Linked DNA regions of Homo sapiens: region 2 is linked to region 1. A link is a loop called in an ENCODE intact Hi-C map of the cell type or tissue named here. Cell type or tissue: transverse colon. All regions are shown on one strand. Each heading gives the region's core, and the rest is flanking DNA. Links, peaks and the distances in the headings are about the cores only. Region 1 overlaps MARK2 (microtubule affinity regulating kinase 2). Region 2 holds the start of RCOR2 (REST corepressor 2).

Region 1 (8,971 bases), core at 582-8,581:
CAGTTATAACTGAAGAAACCTAGTAAGAGCACAGAAGTACTAAGAACAAACTGAGTCCATCAATGAAAACTTCCATATTTTTACCTTAAAGTACTACCTTAAAAATTATAGAAAACACAAGAATACAGAATTACACATTTCATTAGCCAGAAGAATGTGATGTTACCACACATCATTTAGCCTCTGGAAAATGCCACTGTATACTGGTGAGGGAATGAGAGTGAAAAAGCAACACTGTGTTAACGTTACTATGAACAGAATTTTGACTTCGTGCATCACCTGAAAGAGTCTGAGGGTCTCTAGATCACAATTAGAACCAAATTCAATATTACAGTGTCCAAAATTCTCAAGTATCTCTCCAGATCTCTCCCAAGACAGGGTCTATACTTATGGCATTCCTGATGGGTTAGAGGCAACAGCCTAGAATCAGCTTAAACCCTGTCACCAGGGAAACCAGAATGCTGTCCCTAATAAGTTGCCAAGCCTGGCTTTACTGAGAGAGGTGGCTCCAGAAACAAGAAAAAAAAAAAAAGTTTTCTAAAGCAGTGAATCCTTAAATGTACAGAAATCAGAGGAATGAGAGAACAAAAGGACCAGGTGGTCTGGGATTCTATACCTGAAGGAGATCTCAGACGGAGATCAAAATTCATATCCTGAGCCATGCCATAAACAGGGCACAGAAACAGGTTAGGGAGAGTGGAACAAGGAAATGAAAAACCTAAGATGGACGGGAATGAGGACATGATAATGAAGAAAGGGAGTTCAAAGAAACCAAACAGAAAAAAAGAAAGTGAAACAAGTCAGCAGAGGGGTTCAAAAGGAAGAGGAAAATACAATGAAAGAAATAGCCCCTGATGAGTTATTTTTAAAAAAATTTTTTAGAGATGAGCTCTCACCATGTTGCCCAGGCTGGCCTCAAGCAATCCTCCAGCCTCAAGTGACCCTCCTGCCTCAGCCTCCACTATGCCTGGCATCTCCATGAGTTCTGAGGGGACACTGTTACCTTCCCCCAGCCACAGCTTCAATGTGAAAAAACTAAGCAACTTACCTGCTGCTCTGAGAAGGCATGCAGGCTCCAGAAATGACAAGAGATGAAGATAAACAAGCAACCAACAGAGACCAAAATCTGAGCTCAAGATTCAAAGTCCGCAAATTCCCAGGAGCAGAAATGCCTGTGTCCCTTTGGGTCTCTGAAACGCAGATAACAAGAACCTGCCCTTGAAGGCCACTCTATGAGGGAAAAAGGAACCTACAATCATGGGCTGCTGAGTTCCCACGTGGTCTTTAAGAAAAACTGGGCACGTTCTCCTGTGGCCAAAGGGTCAATACCGTACTTGAAGAAAGGAACATGGCTGAGTGTGTAATCCCAGCACTTGGGGAGGCCAATGCGGGAGGATCACTTGAGGCCAAATATTCAAGACCAGCCTGGGCAACACAGTGAGAACTCATGAGAACAAAAAGAAAGGAAGAAAGAAAAGACGAGAAAAGAAAAAAGAAAGGAACATGATGGTATGAATCCCTGCTCTTGGTGCTGCAGAGAACCACCCTAGGGCTTCCCCTTTGACACACAGATCTCAACTCTCAAAAAACTCAAGCTCTGGTGACTTTGGATTTGGCCTTCTAGCCACGGATGAGGCTGCACATCCACCGCCATCATTTGCAACCCAGAAATATAGGCAGGCAGTGGGTGGTGTTTTTTTTTCTTTAATCAAGAAAACTATCTAATATTGATGCCTTATAAAAAATGAGCTAAAAGTGTTCTCAGAAGTACATGAATCTCTCCAGTAGCATTCCATTTTTTTTCAGATAGGTGATTGGTAAAAAAGCAAACTAGGGCGGGTGCAGTGGCTCACGCCTGTAATCCCAGCACTTTGGGAGGCCGAGGTGGGCAGATCATGAGGTCAGGAGTTCAAGACCAGCCTGGTCAACATGGTGAAACCCCATCTCTACTAAAAATCCAAAAAAAAAAAAAAAAAAAAAAAAATTAGCCAGGTATGGTGGCAGGTGCCTGTAATCCCAGCTACTTGGGAGGCTGAGGCAGGAGAATCGCTTGAACCTGGGAGGTGGAGGTCACAGTGAGCCAAGATGGTGCTACTGCACTCCAGCCTGGGTAACAAGAGCAAGACTCCATCTCAAAAAAACAAACAAACAAACAAAAAAACAGAAATGTTAGAAAAAGCACCTATAGGACCCCAGTGGCTTGAAGATGCCAGAACAAGATTTTTTCAACTGATTACAGAGAAATCCCAAACATCACCCCTTATACTGACCTAGAGTTGTGTGGTGCTCAGATAAAATTCACTGTGTTGTTCAACTGGAACAATAATGACAATGATCATTCTGCTGTGCCAGGCGCTATTCTAAATGCTTTCTATTCATTAACTCTTTTAATACTCATAACAGCTATACCTATAAGATGGGTACTATTCTTCTCCCATTTTACAGATGAGCAAACAGACACAGAGGGAACCTAAGATCACAGGAGAGGATGATCCAGGATTCCAATACAGGAAATCTAGCCGCAAAACCTGCTCTTATTGTTTGTTTGAGACAAAGTCTTGCTTTGTTGCCCAGGCTGGAGTGCAGTGGCATGATCTCTGTTCACTGCAACCTCCACCTCCCAGATTCAAGTGATTCTTGTGCCTCAGCCTTCCGAGTAGCTGGGACTATAGGTGTACAACACCACACCGGGCTAATTTTTGTATTTCCAGTTGAGATAGGGTTTTACCATGTTGGTCAGGCTGGTCTCGAACTCCTGACCTCAGGTGATCCGCCTGCCTTGGCCTCCCAAAGTGCTGGGATTACAGGCATGAGCCACCGCGCCCGGCCCACCAAACCTGCTCTTAACCATAGTGGAACCACTTATTGGAAGTCAAAAAGTGTTCAAAAAGTTTGGACTCTCCTCTCAGCTGTGCCATAAGCTCAACATAATCAGTACACTACGTGAGATGGAGCTGGCCTAAGGAGCCCCACTTCCTGTGACTGGAGAACCAGTAATTCAAACTTTCATGAGCAAAAAGACAAAGCAACAATCTCCGAGTGGCTTCAATACTACTTGCAAAGATAGCCAATGACAGTCTTCTGTGGCGGAGAAGTAGGGAGTGATGGGGTGAGTGAAAAGTCCAGAAGGTTGAGGGGGCCAGGTGTGACCTGTAGTCCCAGTACTCTGGAAGCTAAGGTGGGAGAATCACTTGAGCCTAGGAGCTATTTGAGGCCGCAGTGGGCTATGATCACACCACTGCATACTAGCCTGGGTGACAGGGTGAGACCCTGTCTCTTAAAAACACCAACAAGGTCAGGCGCGGTGGCTCACGCCTGCAATCTCAGCACTTTGGGAAGCCGAGGCGGGCGGATCACGAGGTCAGGAGATCGAGACCATCCTGGCCAACATGGTGAAATCCCATCTCTACTAAAAATACAAAAATTAGCCAGGTGTTACAGCCGGGCACGGTGGCTCACGCCTGTAATCCCAGCACTTTGGGAGGCCGAGGTGGGTGGATCATGAGGTCAGGAGATTGAGACCATCCTGGCTAACATGGTGAAACCTCATCTCTACTTTAAAAAAAAAAAAAGTACAAAAAATTAGCTGGGCATGGTGGTGGGCGCCTGAAGTCCCAGCTACTCGGGAGGCTGAGGCAGGAGAATGGTGTGAACCCGGGAGGCAGAGCTTGCAGTGAGCTGAGATCGCGCCACTGCACTCCAGCCTGGGCGACAGAGCGAGACCCTGTCTCAAAAAAAAAAAAAAAAAAATTAGCCGGGTGTGCTGGCACATGCCTGTAGTACCAGCTACTTGGGAGGCTAAGGCAGAATTGCTTGAACCTGGGAAGCGGAGGTTGCAGTGAGCTGAGATTGTGCCACTGTACTCCAGCCTGGGCAACAGAGCAAGACTCCGTCTCAAAAAAACAAAAAGACACAACAAAAAGAAGGTGGAGAAAAAAGGCAGCCGCACATGGGATATCAGAAACCAAAGCAAAACTCATACTGAAATGGTAATCAGAAGCAATGAGTAGCTCACTGTAGTATCAACAGGGGCAACCAGCCCCCAAGGACAAGGTCTAGGCTGGAGCTCTGTCAGCAGGTAGTTACACTCACTAATTACTAAACGTTCATATTTTGGCATTTCCTGCTTAGCTGGGAGACTGGGAAATAATCCTACCTGGCTGGCCTTGCTCCCTGAGAAAGACTTCCTAGTGCTATTGCAGGAAGTGTCAGCACACATGGTGACCGGAAGCTCCCACCTTTCCTACAGGTTGTTTCCTATGGCTGAAGTCCCTGTAAGCTGCCAAAGAGCAAAAACTATTTTTTCTCTCTTTTCTTTCCCAGCAGGCCTGGACAGACAGTCCCATTGCGTGGACGAAAAAAGGCCTGGGATGTCACTGAATTTAGCAGCCAGATCATAGCAGTAAGGAGTCCTGATCCCCTCCCAGACCCATAAATGAGGAGCCAAAGGCAGACCCAGTCCCTTCCTCCTGGCTAGGCTGAGGGTCTTTCACCAAGTTGTGAATTGGGAAGGGAGTCCAAAAAAGGAGTTAATGTCTTAGAGCTTTCAGTGAAAGGTGTATAAAGCAAAGCTGCCTTCAGGTTCAGCATAGGGTGGAGAGAAAGCCTCCTCCCTGGAGTGAAGGACCAGCTCAGAGACCCATTCAGTGTTTGGGGAGAAGGGGGTTGTTGACAGATAGTTGTCTTCCAAACTTTCGCCTCAACGAACACAGCCCCAAAGGAGGCAGACCTTTGTATTGCCAACTTCCCAAAGAGCACACAAGAAAATAGGCCAAGGCTGCCCAAAACCAGCTTGACTGGTTCTACAGAGAAGCCCCTGGTCTGCTCCGCCTTCCTCATGTTAAAAAGAAAAAGGCCAAAAAGGTGGCTGGGAGCCAGTCACTGAACACAGCCCTCCTCTCTTTCTGCCAGGCACCAGTTGTCCCTCAGGATCACCTAGCCACCAGTATCAGTGTCCATCTCCCCTCCTCTCCTACCAAATCTTCTGTTCATTTAGTTTTATAAGCCTAAAATTAATGATTTGGTGTAAAAAGGAAATGAATTTACTTTTGCCCTTTTTGCCATTTTCTAATGAGAAATGTAAGGAATAACTGCAAGTAGGGGGAAATAAGTGCCAACCCAAAGACAGACATCTGCGGAAAGAACCACCACAGGGACTGACAAACCTTATTTATCTTGAGATGGGGTCTCACTCTGTTGCCCAGGCTGGAATGCAGTGGCATGATCACAGCTCACTGCAGCCTCAACTTCCCAGGCTCAAGTGATCCTCACATCTCAGCCTTCTGAGTAGGTGGGATACACGCATGTGCTACCACACCCAGGTAACTTTTTAAAAATTTTTTTGGGCTGGGCGCGGTGGCTCCCGCCTGTAATCCCAGCACTTTGGGAGGCCGAGGTGGGTGGATCACGAGGTCAGAAGATCGAGACCATCCTGGCTAACAAGGTGAAACCCCGTCTCTACTGAAAATACAAAAAAATTAGCCGGGTGTGGTGGCGGGCACCTGTAGTCCCAGCTACTCGGGAGGCTGAGGCAGGAGAATGGCGTGAATCCGGGAGGCGGACCTTGCAGTGAGCCGAGATCGTGCCACTGCACTCCAGCCTGGGCGACAGGGCAAGACAACGTCTCAAAAAAAAAAAAAAAATTTTTTTTGGCCAGGCGGGGTGACTCATGCCTATAATCCTAGCACTTTGGGAGGCTGAGGCAGATCACGAGGTCATGAGTTCAAGGCCAGCCTGACCAACATGGTGAAACCCCATCTCTACTAAAAATACAAAAATTAGCGGGGTACAGTGGCGTACACCTGTAATCTCAGCTATTCAAGAGGCTGAGACAGGAGAATCACTTGAATCCGGGAGGCGGAGGTTGCAGTGAGCTGAGATCGCACCACTGCACTCCAGCCTGGGCAACAGAGCAAGACTCCGTCTCAAAAAAAAAATTTTTTTTTTGTAGAAATGAGGTCTCACTATGTTGCTCAGGCTGGTCTTGAACTCCTGGGCTCAAGTGATCCTCCTGCCGTGGCCTCCCGAAGTGCTGGGATTACAGATATGAGCCACCACACCTAGCTTGAGAAACTTGAAACATTCCAGACAAAAACAGATATGAAGATAAAGGGATCTAGCCTATTTATACTTATCAGAGGAGGAGATGTCTAGAGGGCAAGAGGAGGAACTGGGATGCCTCCTCCTCTGAGACACAACTGGAAATCAAGAGGCCAGATTCTCTCTGGGTGCTGTTTAGAATCAGCTGTACTATCTCAGTCTAAAAGATAAGCAATGATGCCGGGCGCGGTGGCTCACTCCTGTAATCCCAGTACTTTGAGAGGCCACGGCAGGCGGATCACTTGAGTCCAGGAGTTCAAGACCAGCCTGGCCAACATGGTGAAACCCTATCTCTACTAAAAATACAAAAAGTGGCCAGGCATGGAGGTGCGCACCTGTAATCCTGGTTATTTGGAAGACTGAGGCATGAGAATCGCTTGAACCCAGTAGGTGGAGGTTGCAGTGAGCTGAGATCCTGCCACTGCACTCCAGCCTGGGTGACCAGAGCAAGACTGTCTCAAAAAAAAAGACGAGCAATGACCTTCAATGGCCTATAACAAAAAGGAAGGGGGCGGGTGGCAGTAACATTCTGCTCAGGAGTTAGCACTTTCAGGGTTAACCTGGGGATAGCCTGGCTCTCCAGCAGTGGGAAGAGGGTGACTTCCTCCCCCACAGGTTTGTAAAGGCTTACTCTTCCCTTTGCAGAGACAGAAGGGAGAAAATGCATAGACAACACTTCAGTGACTCACTCATGTTTGATGAAAGCTGGGAGGAGGCCTGGAGAATCCAAGCTACAAGCACAAAACGTACAAATACTGGAATCTCCCATCAAGAGAAGGAAATTTAGCCACCTATCTGGTTTGTCATTTTGCTGAACTTCCACTGAAGGAGGAAGGGCCAGCTTTAAACTCCACCCACCCTTTCCACATCCTTCTCAATTTTTGCTTTGATGGGAAAGTGGGGAAACTGGCGGCCCCACCATGGCTAAAAGAGAATCAAATCCTTTCTATACTTCCTCTCAAAGCAGAGGCCTAGTAGCTCCAGTCCACAGCTTAACCAAGCAGAGGGAATAGGGGCTTGTCCTGGTTACTGTAGGAAAGCCTCATCAGGCAGTCTCAGGGAAGGAAGATGACCACCCTCCTCACCCTTTCCATCTGCTGAGGTTACTTCATTCCAATCCATTAATGGGCTTCAAAGTGCTGCTGGGGGGAGTCCATTTAGCAGAGAAGCTATCACGGGGCCAAAGGTGGCGCCCACCCCCTACCCCATTTGTCGATAATGGGCCACAAAGTCTGAGGCTTGGCTGCACTCTAGACATAAAATATTCATTCAAGTCGACATAATACATAAGTAGGAACCTCATGGAAGCTCCTGGGAGAAGAGAAATGCCAGCCAGGTGGCTAAGTGCTCAATGGGAAAGAGTTCATGAAGGCCTGGGTTAGTCCTGATCAAATGCCCACTGAGAATTGGGTTGTTCTGTCCAAAGGGGAAACAATCTAGTCTGAGAAGTTCTGACTCCCAAAAGCTCGAACCCTGCAAACCTCTTAGGCAAGCAAAGTCTCAATCTTTTCCTACCTCATAGGCACCAACTCTGCTTAGGACATTTATGCTGAGAAAAATCTCCAGCCCAAACTTTGGTTGGTCTGAAAGATTAAGTTATCCTTGTGCAAACTTTATTTTAATCTGCAGCAGGCCGAGTTTCAACAACTGTCTTATATCCATCTGTTTAGCTACTTTCCGAAGTCCATAAATTGGAGAAAAGTAATTTTTTTTTTCTGAGATAGTGTCTTGCTCTGTCACCCAGGCTGAAGTGCAGTGGCACAAACACAGCTCAATGCAGTCTCGACCTCCCCAGCTCAAGCCATCCTCCTGCCTCAGCCTTCTGTGTAGCTGCAACCACAGGCATGTGCCACCATGCCCAGCTAAATTTAAAAAAATTTTTTTGTAGAGATGGAGTCTCACTTTATTGATCAGGCTGGTCTTGAACTCCTGGCCTCAAGCAATCCTCCTGCCTTGGCTTCCCAAAGTGCTAGGACTACAGGCATGAGCCATGGTGCCTGACCAGAGAGAAATTATTCTAATTTACTAGGTACAGTTACTTTTCAGATTCAAAGGTTACGAACTCCAAGGACTCCCAAAGCCCTTGCTCTAACAACACTTCCTTCCTGATCTCTAGGGCCAAGCCGAAAGTGACACTATTTGGTCTGACATTCACCCACATTCCTGACCAGAAGGCAGCACCACCAAGGACCCCCTGGCCAGAATCAAAGGACAGAGTGAGAATTAGCACCAGGGCACACTGCTGCACAGCTCAGAGTGTGGACTGAGATGCTAGCTAGCCGATCCAATCTACCTAAGTTACACCAAAAGCAAAAAAAAAATATTTATCCAGCAGATCACCTGAGGTCAGGAGATCGAGACCAGCTTGGCCAATATGGCAAAACCCCGTCTCTACTAAAAATACAAAAATTAGCCAGCATGGTGGTGGGCGCCTGTAGTCCCAGCTACTCCCAGGAGGCTGAGGCAGGAGAATCGCTTGACCCGGGAGGCGGAGGTTGCAGTGAGCCGAGATCGCATCGCTACACTCCAGCCTGGGCGACAGAGCAAGACTCTGTGTCAAAAAAAAAAAGAGTTTTATATATATATATATTTTTATCCAGAATCAACAATGGGGGTCCAGTGAGAGTGTTTGGAGTAGTTCAGCTGTTCCTTATAGGATCTTGTAACTTTGTTTTCTTCACCAGTACTTCTAAACTCCCCTTCCTAGAACTGAGAGAATAAACAATGCCGCTCACTGCCTAGAAGCCTGACAGCAGCCCCCTCCCTTCCCACTGCAGCAGAAGTGGGGCAAGTTTTCTCTCAATCCCTCTCTCATAGTTTCTGAGGCCCAGAGGTGGGGCAGGTCCCAGATGGAGTAGCCTCTCCCCCAGGT
Region 2 (8,942 bases), core at 943-8,942, 73 kb before region 1:
CCAAGATTGGGCCATTGCACTCCAGCCTGGGCGACAAGAGCAAAAGTGCATCTCAAAAATAAAAATAAAAGGTCCAGAGGTTCAGTGACTTCAAGTGAGGTTGGTTGGGTGACTTTTTCTCCTCCACCTCCGGGTTCAGGTGATTCTCATGCCTCAGACTCCCATCTTTTTTTTTTTTTTGAGACAGGGTCTCACCCTGTCGCCCAGGCTGGAGTGCAGTGGCACACTCATGGCTTCTGGGTTCAAGCGATCCTCCCACCTCAGCCTCCCTAGTAGCTGGGACCACAGGCACGTGCCACCACACCTGGCTAATTTTTTTTTTTTTGTAGAGGCAGGGGTCTTGTCATGTTGCCCAAGGTGGTCACGAACTCCTAGTTTCAAGCGATTCACCCACCTCTGCCTCCCAAAGTTCTTGGATTACAGTGTGAGCCACTGCACCTGGCCTTGGGTGGCTTTTTCCATCTCCTCGTGGTATTCTCCATAGTGTTGGCTTTCCCCGAAGATCAAAGATGGCAGCCAACACTCCTGTGCTCAGCTTCCTGGTCTTTTGTCTTACATTTACAACATGCTGATTGGACCAGCTTTGGTTTCTAGTTCATTTCTGAAGCATTCATGGTATCCAGGGCCTTGGGAAAGGCTGGCATTGGCATGGGATCAACGCCATAGCACCACATGGATCCCCAAACAAAAAAGGGGAATGGGGATGGATGTCAGGGGACCAGATTTTGAAGGAGATAAGTCATGCTAAGGAGCTTGATCTTAATCCAAGGATAATGAGAAGCAGAGGATTGACTTGATCAGATTGGGTTTTAGAAAGATCACCCTGGAGGCTGGGCGCAGTGGCTCACACCTGTAATCCCAGCAGTTTGGGAGGCTGAGGCAGGTGGATCGCCTGAGGTCAGGAGTTTGGGACCAGCCTGGCCAACACGGTGAAACCCCGGCTGTACTAAAAATACAAAAAAATTAGCTGGGCGTGGTGGCAGGCACCTGTAATCCCAGCTACTCGGGAGGCTGAGGCAGGAGAATCGCTTGAACCCAGGAGGTGGAGGTTGCAGTGAGCCAAGATCGCGCCATTGCACTCCAGCCTGGGCAACAAGAGCGAAACTCCATCTCAAAAAAAAAAAATCACCTTGGCTGGGCATGGTAGCATGTGCCTGTAATCACGGTGACTCAGGAGGCTGAGACAGGAGGGCAGCTTCAGTCCAGGAGTCCAAGACCAGCATGGGCCTTATAGGGAGACTGTATCTCAAAAAATAAAAAAGAAAGATCACCCTGGCTGTCGAATAAAGAACAGATTAGAGGAAGTCAAGAGAGGAGGCAGAGAGTCCAGTGGGGGGACTCTTTCAGGAATAGGATGAAGGCCAGGAGGGGCAGTGGGAGAAGGGACTTCACAAGAGTTGGAGACTGATAGATCAGGAAGTAAAGGAGAGGGAAGAGTGGAGGGCCACTCCCAGGTTTCTACTTTGGATCCCAATGGGGAGAGACATAAAGGGTCTGTAATCCCAGAAATTTGGGAAGCCTAGGTAGGCAGATCACTTCAGGTCAGGATTACGAGACCAGCCTGGCCAGCATGGTGAAACCCCGTCTCTACTAAAAATACAAAAAAATTGTCAGGTATGGTGGTGCATGCCTGTAATCCCAGCTACTCAGGAGACTGAGGCAGGAGAATTGCTTTAACCTGGGAGGTGGAGATTGCAGTGAGCCAAGATCATGCCACCAGACTCCAGCCTGGGCAACAGAGTGAGACTCCTTCTCAAAAAATAAAATAAAATAGACCGGGCATGGTGGCTCACGCCTGTTATCCCAGGACTTTGGGAGGCTGAGGTGGGCACATCACCAGAGGTTGGGAGTTTGAGACCAGCCTGACTAACATGGAGAAACCCTGTCTCTACTAAAAATACAAAATTAGCCGGGCGTGGTAGCACATGCCTGTAATTCCAGCTACTCGGGAGGCTGAGGCAGGAGAATCGCTTGAACCCAGGAGGCGGAGGTTGTGGTGAGCCAAGATCGTGCCATTGCACTCCAGCCTGGGCAACAAGAGTGAAACTCCGCCTCAATGAATAAATAAAATAAAAGGAAGAGGGATAGGGAAGGGGCAGGCTGGGCACATGGTGGTGAAGATTGGTGAAGATTCAGAGATGGTTTTGGACAGGCCTGGGGGACAGCAAGTGATGCTGAGTCCAGAAGGCAATTGGTAGGATATAGGGTTCACAGCCTGGGGTCAGGGGTCTGGGCTGGGGAAGGAGGGGGCTATCCACAGCCCACGGTTTGATATATCTCAGCCAGGGGAATTGAGGGAGTGGATGGAGCCCAAAGGACCCACATAAAGGGTTTGAAGTCCAGCCAGGAAGGGAGCCAGGGAGGAGCTCACATCCTGGAGCTAGAGGTGGCCCTGTCTGTCCAGTCCTGCCCAGAGATGAAGTGAGAACATACCCGCTAAATGTCCTTTGGGTTTAGAGATAACAAAGTCACTGGTGACCTTGGAGGAACGGTTTCTGTGGAGTAGTGGAGTTGGGGAGTGAGTGGGAGGTGAGGACAGGGATGGAGGGGTGTGAACATCTCTTTAAGAAGCACTTTTTTTTTTTAAGGCAGCAATACTGCTAGCTGAAAGGGGCAACTAAGGTGAACATGGGATGAAGGGAGGGTTGGGAGTGGGGTACGGGAGGTGCAGGGGTGTGTGTGTGTTTAGGATGAATGGACTTAAGCAGGTTCATGTGATGAGGGGGGAAGACAAACATGAGTAAGGAGAGGAAAATGAAAATCAAGGTGCTCAGGATTGGGGTGTGTGTGTGTGGTGGGGCTGGCACTGAGGGTGATGCAAAGCCTGGGAGTGAGGTTGGCCTTGAAGGGGGAAGGTCCATCTATGCTACAGGGAGGGGAAGGAGCAGACAAAGGCCATGAAGGGGTTCCTCCCAGATGGCCTCACTTCCCTCTGGAAGTGGGAGGCAAGGTCCTATGCTAAGAGCCATATGGTGGCTGGAGTGGTGGAGGGGGACTGTGGGGAGAGCAGGAAGGGTACTCACTGCTCAGCCAGAAGTCCTGGATGTGCCCTGGCAGAGCAGAGCACCCAGCAGCCCTGAGGGAAGGGCTGGGCATGGGGCATGCAGATGGGTGAGCCAGGCCAGGGTTTGCAGGGTGGGTGGAGCATCCTGGGCCACCAGGTGAGGCTCAGAGAATGGTGAGCCACCTGTTTGGCTGGATCATACATGGGCTAGAAACCCCTTGAGTACTGGGCTGTGAGACCTTTTCCTGGAAGGCAATAGGGAACCGTGGAAGGCTGAGAAGGAATGGGATATAATCGAAGCTATATTTAAAAATTTGTATTCAGTGGCCTGGCGCAGTGGCTCACACTTGTAATCCCAACACTTTGGGAGCCAAGGCAGGTGAATTGCTTGAGATCAGGAGTTCCAGACCCGCCTGGCCAAAATGGCAAAACCCCGTCTCTACCAAAAACACAAAAATGAGCCAGGCGTGGTGGCGCATGTCTGTAATCCCCACTACTCGGGAGGCTGAGGCAAAAGAATCGCTTAAACCTGGGAGGCAGAGGTTACAGTGAGCCGAGCTCATACCACTACATTTCAGCCTGGGCAACAGAGCAAGAGTTGGTCTAGAAAAAAAATATTTGTATTATGTGTGTATAGTGTATAATTAGAGTGATTAGAGAGGTCAGACTGAAGGCTGAAGTTCCAGATACCTATCTGGAACTGCTGACATGTCTAAAGGGAGTATCTTAGTCCATTTTGTGTTGCTGTAACAGAATACCTGAGACTGGGTAGTTTACAAACAAAAAAGTTTATTTGGCTCACAGTTTGGGAGGCTGGGAAGTCCAAGAGCATGGTGCTGGAATCTGGTGAGGACCTTCTTGCTGCATCCTCACATGGCAGCAGGAACTCACATGCAGGGTGGGATTAGGGGGCCAAACTCATCTTTTATCTAGAACCCACTCCCTCAATAACTAACCCACTCTTGAGATAATGGCATTAATCCATTCCTGAGGGCACTGCCTCATGCCCAAAGGTCCCACCTCTCAACACTGTTGTAGTAGGGATTAAGTTTCCAACACATGGACTTTGTGGGAAATGTTCAACCCATAGTTGAGAAGATGTGAAGTGTCCAATGTCATGGAGCAGCTTCTTGCTCCAGAGGTCAGACCCAGGAGCTCAAGGTGGGGCTGGCCCGAACTGGTCCACTGGGCATGGGCTGCCTCATGGAGCAGTGAGCCATGGGCAGAGGGGGCCCTGCTGGGGGTGCTCAAGAGGGGAGCACGGCTTCAGATGAAAGCCAGCATTGATGTTGTTACTCCATTCCATGTGAGATGTCCTTGGATCTTCCTAACAGTCAATGAGGTCAGGATCATCTTGCCCTTTTAGAGATGAAGGACTGAGGCTCAGAGAAGCCAAGTAATTCACCTAAGGCCACGTAGCTAGCAAGAAGCGGAGCCAGGACTCAACCTAAGTCTGAGCTCCTGCCACTTCTCTAGGGACCTCTGGTCCACCTGACTGCACTGGAGGGTGATGGGTGGTTCTGGGGCAGGCCTTGCTGGGGGTGGATTTAAGGCTCAATGACTCCAATGGCCCAGGGGGACCATGATCCAGGCACTTCCCCAGGAACATGGCGCCAGGCTCAGCCTCTCTGGGAGGACATTTGTTCCCAGACTGAGGTGGGACCCCCTTGGTCCATGCGGTCACCGCCAGAGGGCGCAGCTGTTGTCCAGGTGAGGGCAAGGGGAGGCCCCCCACCCCCAATCCCAGTTTCCGGAGAAACCAAGCAGGCTCCCCCTCATGGAGTCTGGGAGCTCCTGTCACCTCTCATCTCAACCCGAGGTCTTGCTGACCCTTCCCCAGGGATGTCAGATTTGCTCAGGGAATCAGATTTCCCCCACGTGGGTGTCTGAAGCCTGGAGTCTCCTTGCTGACCCCGCGCCTGGTCTGCTGCATCCTCCCCCAAGGGCCACTCCCAGATGTGCCTGTCTTGCCTCCCTCTGCCGCCTCCTTGCACGGCCACCGTGCCGGGGTGGTGCCAAGCGCCAGATTGCCACCTCTGTCACCTCTTTCAGCTTCTTCACAACCCTGGGTGGGGGGTGAGGTGGGGTGGGGGAAGGAGTGCCGGCTAGGCCAGGGGGTTCACTGACAGGGCCCAGAAAAGGGGAGGGCAGCACCCTGGGCCACACAGCCTGCCCAGGGCCCCAGTGGGCGGCAGGGGAGGGAGGAACCGAATTCCTGTCTGGGCAGGACTGAGAGGGTGGGGGCCCCAGAGGGAGCTGCCATGGTCCTTCCACTCTAGCCCACCTCCTCCATTTCCCCAGGGTCACCTCCCGCCAGGCCCCCAGTCGATGGAAGCACCTCCCCCCAGCCCCCTAATTGCTCAGCCAGGTTTTGGCTCGGATCCCACCACACTCCCTCCCCAACCCCGGGGCCCTCCCGCTGCCTCTCTCCCTCCCCAAGTTTAGCCCCTTGGCTGTGGCCACTGATGGCCTGGCCAGGGTCCCAGGCAACACACCACAGCGGCCAGGCTCGCTGGGCCGGAGCTCGGGACAGTCCCAGTCTGTCTGGCAGGGCTGGCGGGCTTGGGATTGGCTGGAGCTGCCCCCGCCTGCGGGAGGAGGGAGCGGCAAGGGGAGGCCGGATGGCTTGCCCAAGGTCACCCTCCTTTTCCCTCCCAGCATCCCTGTTCAACCTTTGTCCCCTCGGCCTCACCTTGAGGAAGGAGGAAGCAAGAAACCCAGCAGGCAGAGCGCAGAGAAGCCCGGTGAAGGCAAAGGGCTTCCGACACTTATTCATTCAGCAAACACTGAGTGCCTACTGTATGCCAGGCCCCGAAAGCACAGCAGCAAACAGAGCCCCTGCCCTCATGGGGACACAGCCCAGCCAGAGACAGGCAAGGAAACCACCACAGGCATCATATAGACTTGTGTCTCTGAGCTGTGTGTGTGGCAAGGGCGCTGAGTGGGACTCGGCCTGGCTAGGGCCGGCTTCCCTGGGGACTGGAGGGGTGAGGAGCCTTTTCTGGCCCAGGCAAGGGATGCAGCTTCTGGCGGAGGCCTGTGTAGGGGCTGTGCAAGACCTCAGTTTCCTCATCTGGCACACCGTAGGAAATAAATGTGCCCTGATCACACTTGCTTCCAGGCGGCCTGCGTCCTGGCCTGCAGCCCTCGAAAAGAAGGCGCTGTCGCTTCCAGTGGAAGGGTGAGCCCGAGCTCATCGGCGAAAATGGCGGGGAGGGCATTCCCGGGAGCCCTCCGGCTCGCGCCAAGCTCGGAGGTAGCTCGGGTAGGTGAGGGCCCCGGGTTCTCGGCCGCGCTGCCCAGCTTCCTTGGCCCCTTCCGCTGCCTCAGGCTGCAGGAGAGGAGGGGCTGGTCCCCGGGCTGCCTCTCCTTCCCTCCCCTCCCACACCCCCATGTTCCTGGCCACGTGGCACCTCTGTGCCCCAGGCCTGGGGGAGGACGATTTCTGACCTGGGGACAAGTGGAGCCAGGGAAAGGTGGGTGGGATCTGGGATAACCGCGGAGCCCGGATCCGGTGGCGCAGCCCCGCCCCGCAGCCCCGGGGCGGCAGGGAGGGGGTGCTGTCTCTTTAAGAGCCTTCATGCTGCTGGGAGCAGATGGCCAGGCCGGCCGGGGCCCCTTGTCCTTTGTGTGGCTTCGCACAAAAGAGGGGGCCAGCTGGGGAGGGGGCGGCTGTAGCAGGTGGGAGGGGTGGGGCCTTGCCCCTCCCCCTTCTAACCCTGCACCCTTGCCCCTCCATGAGGGGGTTCTTCACTAGGAATGCGCCTTCCCTCTGGACCCCGTGGCCCCCACAGTCGCCCCCAAACTCCTAGGACACACTTCCTGTGTCGTGGCCCACCTCCTAGGCAGAAGCCTCATTGCATCAGGGCCTAGGGACTCTCCCAACCCCCGCCCCAAGGAATAAACCTCCCCTCCCTGTCCCCACCTCCAGAGCAGAGTCTTCCTTTGGCCCAGAGTGCCTGGCTCTAGATAGAAATGAAGAGAATGAGGTTCTTAGGAGGCGGGGAAGAGGGATGCTGGGCCGGAGGGAATCCAGTGGCTGGGGATCCCTGCTAGAGAGACTGGGGGTACCTGGGGCAGCCCTGGAGTAGGGAGGCAAGAAATAAGCAGGATGCTGAGCCTGGGGGTGCAGGTTTGAGTCTGGGAAGGAGGCAAGGGGGATGGGGGACTCAACTGAGGCCCTGCCTAATAGGGGGCGGGGGCAAGATGGAAGACAGCACCGTAGGAGAGGCTGGTGTGCAGCAATGGTTGCCTGCCAGGCAGGAGGGGACAGAAATGAGAGTCTCTCCAAAGGGTGGAGGTGCTGGGGACAGGGATGGCGCCCTGCCACTTAGGAGGGGTCGGCCTGGGAAGACTCTCAGTCTTGAATCAGACCTCCTTAGCTCAGACCAGCCCCTGGTCCATTCATTCTCCTTTGTCCAGACCTCCCCACCCTGGGGCTTGGTGCCCAATCCATGATTTAAGAGGAGGATAAAGGCCCCGTAGCCCTGGCCCGAGGTGTGGCGGGCAACGTGGCCGCTGGCTGGGTGGCCCCATGTGGCTCGACGGCGCAGCAGCCGGGTGGGGTCGAGCCTGGCTTTCCCTGGCTGTCCGCAGGAGTCCCCGGGAACAAGCGGCCCCAGCCGGGTCGTGGCCCGACCGCAACACCCCGGCCACTCGGCCGCAGGCAGCGGGTGGGGGCAGGGATCCCTGGCTGGGCCCTAGGCTGCTTCTAAATTTAGGAATCTGATTACAGAGTGGACCAGGAAGGGAAGGGAGAGGAGGGCGCGAGTGCGGGCTCGGCTCAGTCTGGGCACAGCGGGGTGTGCCTGGGTGGAGGTGTGTCCAGGAGACTGGGGCTCCGGGTGGGAGGGGCGGCGGGCGGGGGCTTCAGCTTGTGTGCGCTGCAGCACGTGCCCCGGGCGGCGGGGACGGGCACGGGCGCAGCTCGCAGGCTCGGAGCCGCCGCCGGTGTGTGCGCTGGCTCTTTGTGTGCCTGGCAGGGTGGCTGGGTCTGGCTTTGAAAGTCTCTGCCCACCCCCTCCCCCATCTCCGTCTGTGCCGCTCTACCCGCTTCCCTGTCTGTCACTCTGCCCGTGCTTGTCCGGGGGGAGGGGGATGCTGCTTCCAGCTGGGGTGACAGTGAACCCAGTGGGGAGGAGACCCAGCTCCTCTCTCCCCTGCAGCCCAGACCTTCCCCTACACCTCCCACTCCCCATCCCTCAGCCCTTGCTACCACTGTTTAGGGGTGCATACTGCAGCAGTTAAAGGGAATTGGGGCGACCCTTGGGGACCCACAGATCCACCAGAAGCCAGCCTCTGGCTGGGTAGCTCTTGGAGGAATTCATTCCTTGCCTGTCCAGCCTCCCATCCGTTCTGGCCCCCAAGGGCGCATAAGGGGGGTCCCCCCTGCGGAAGGGGGGGCGGGGAGTTCCTTGGCAGGAAGGGAAATGGAAGGAAAAGCTGGGCTCCACCCGGGCGGGCGGGCAGGCGGCCCCAGGGCCCCCGGGGCAGGCGGCAGTAACCCGAGCCCACTGGTGTGTGGTGTTGGTGTGCGCGTGGGTGGGGCTGACCCCTGGCTACTCCTGGGGGGCAGTGGGGTCTCCCCCAGGGGCAAGTCTGGGAGCCCAGGGACGCGAGGGGAGCCCCCGCAGCGGGACGCGCGCCCCACCAGGGTCCTGATCCCACCCCCTGGAGGTCTGGCCCCGGCCCCCTGGCCCCGCCCCCCGGGCCCTCCCTCCCACCCCAGGGCCAGATGTTCAGCTGGCGGAGGCATCGGCTGGGGGAGGGGTGCTGAGGCCGCAGCCGGCACTACTTCCCTGCCAGCAGCTTCATTGTGTGCGCGAGGAGCGAGCGGCGGCGGAGAGCGGGCGAGCAAGCGGCATCCCGAGCGCGGCGGGGAGAGCGAGCGCGCCGGGGAGGGTGCGAGGCGGCACCCGCGGCTGCGCTCCGCCCGCCT

Evidence for each region. A loop is a pair of places that touch in the nucleus more often than their neighbours do. Peaks named below come from ENCODE experiments on the same cell type or tissue, not always from the same donor. Only the 100,000 strongest peaks of a DNase experiment are listed, where the experiment ranks them.
Region 2: it touches region 1 in a loop (3-fold over the local background); 32 of 110 quality-filtered maps call a loop at or near these places.

What each region holds. Positions count from the first base shown.
Region 1 is chr11:63,843,329-63,852,299 of GRCh38, reverse strand. The region is part of intron 1 of MARK2 (microtubule affinity regulating kinase 2); the gene reads right to left. Among named protein-coding and RNA genes, the nearest start is that of MARK2, 8.7 kb to the right of the region's middle. In transverse colon, for the core only: no CTCF peak of the experiment used is centred there; a DNase peak (open chromatin) is centred at 4,799; H3K27ac peaks cover 2,109 bases.
Region 2 is chr11:63,917,039-63,925,980 of GRCh38, reverse strand. It overlaps RCOR2 (REST corepressor 2), which reads left to right and starts at 8,817. Exons shown (of 12, transcript NM_173587.4): 1 at 8,817-8,942. RefSeq lists enhancers at 4,442-5,102, 5,103-5,765 and silencers at 7,939-7,988, 8,666-8,725, 8,866-8,942. In transverse colon, for the core only: no CTCF peak of the experiment used is centred there; DNase peaks (open chromatin) are centred at 5,650, 7,780, 8,005, 8,800 and 1 weaker place; H3K4me3 peaks cover 2,599 bases; H3K27ac peaks cover 3,786 bases.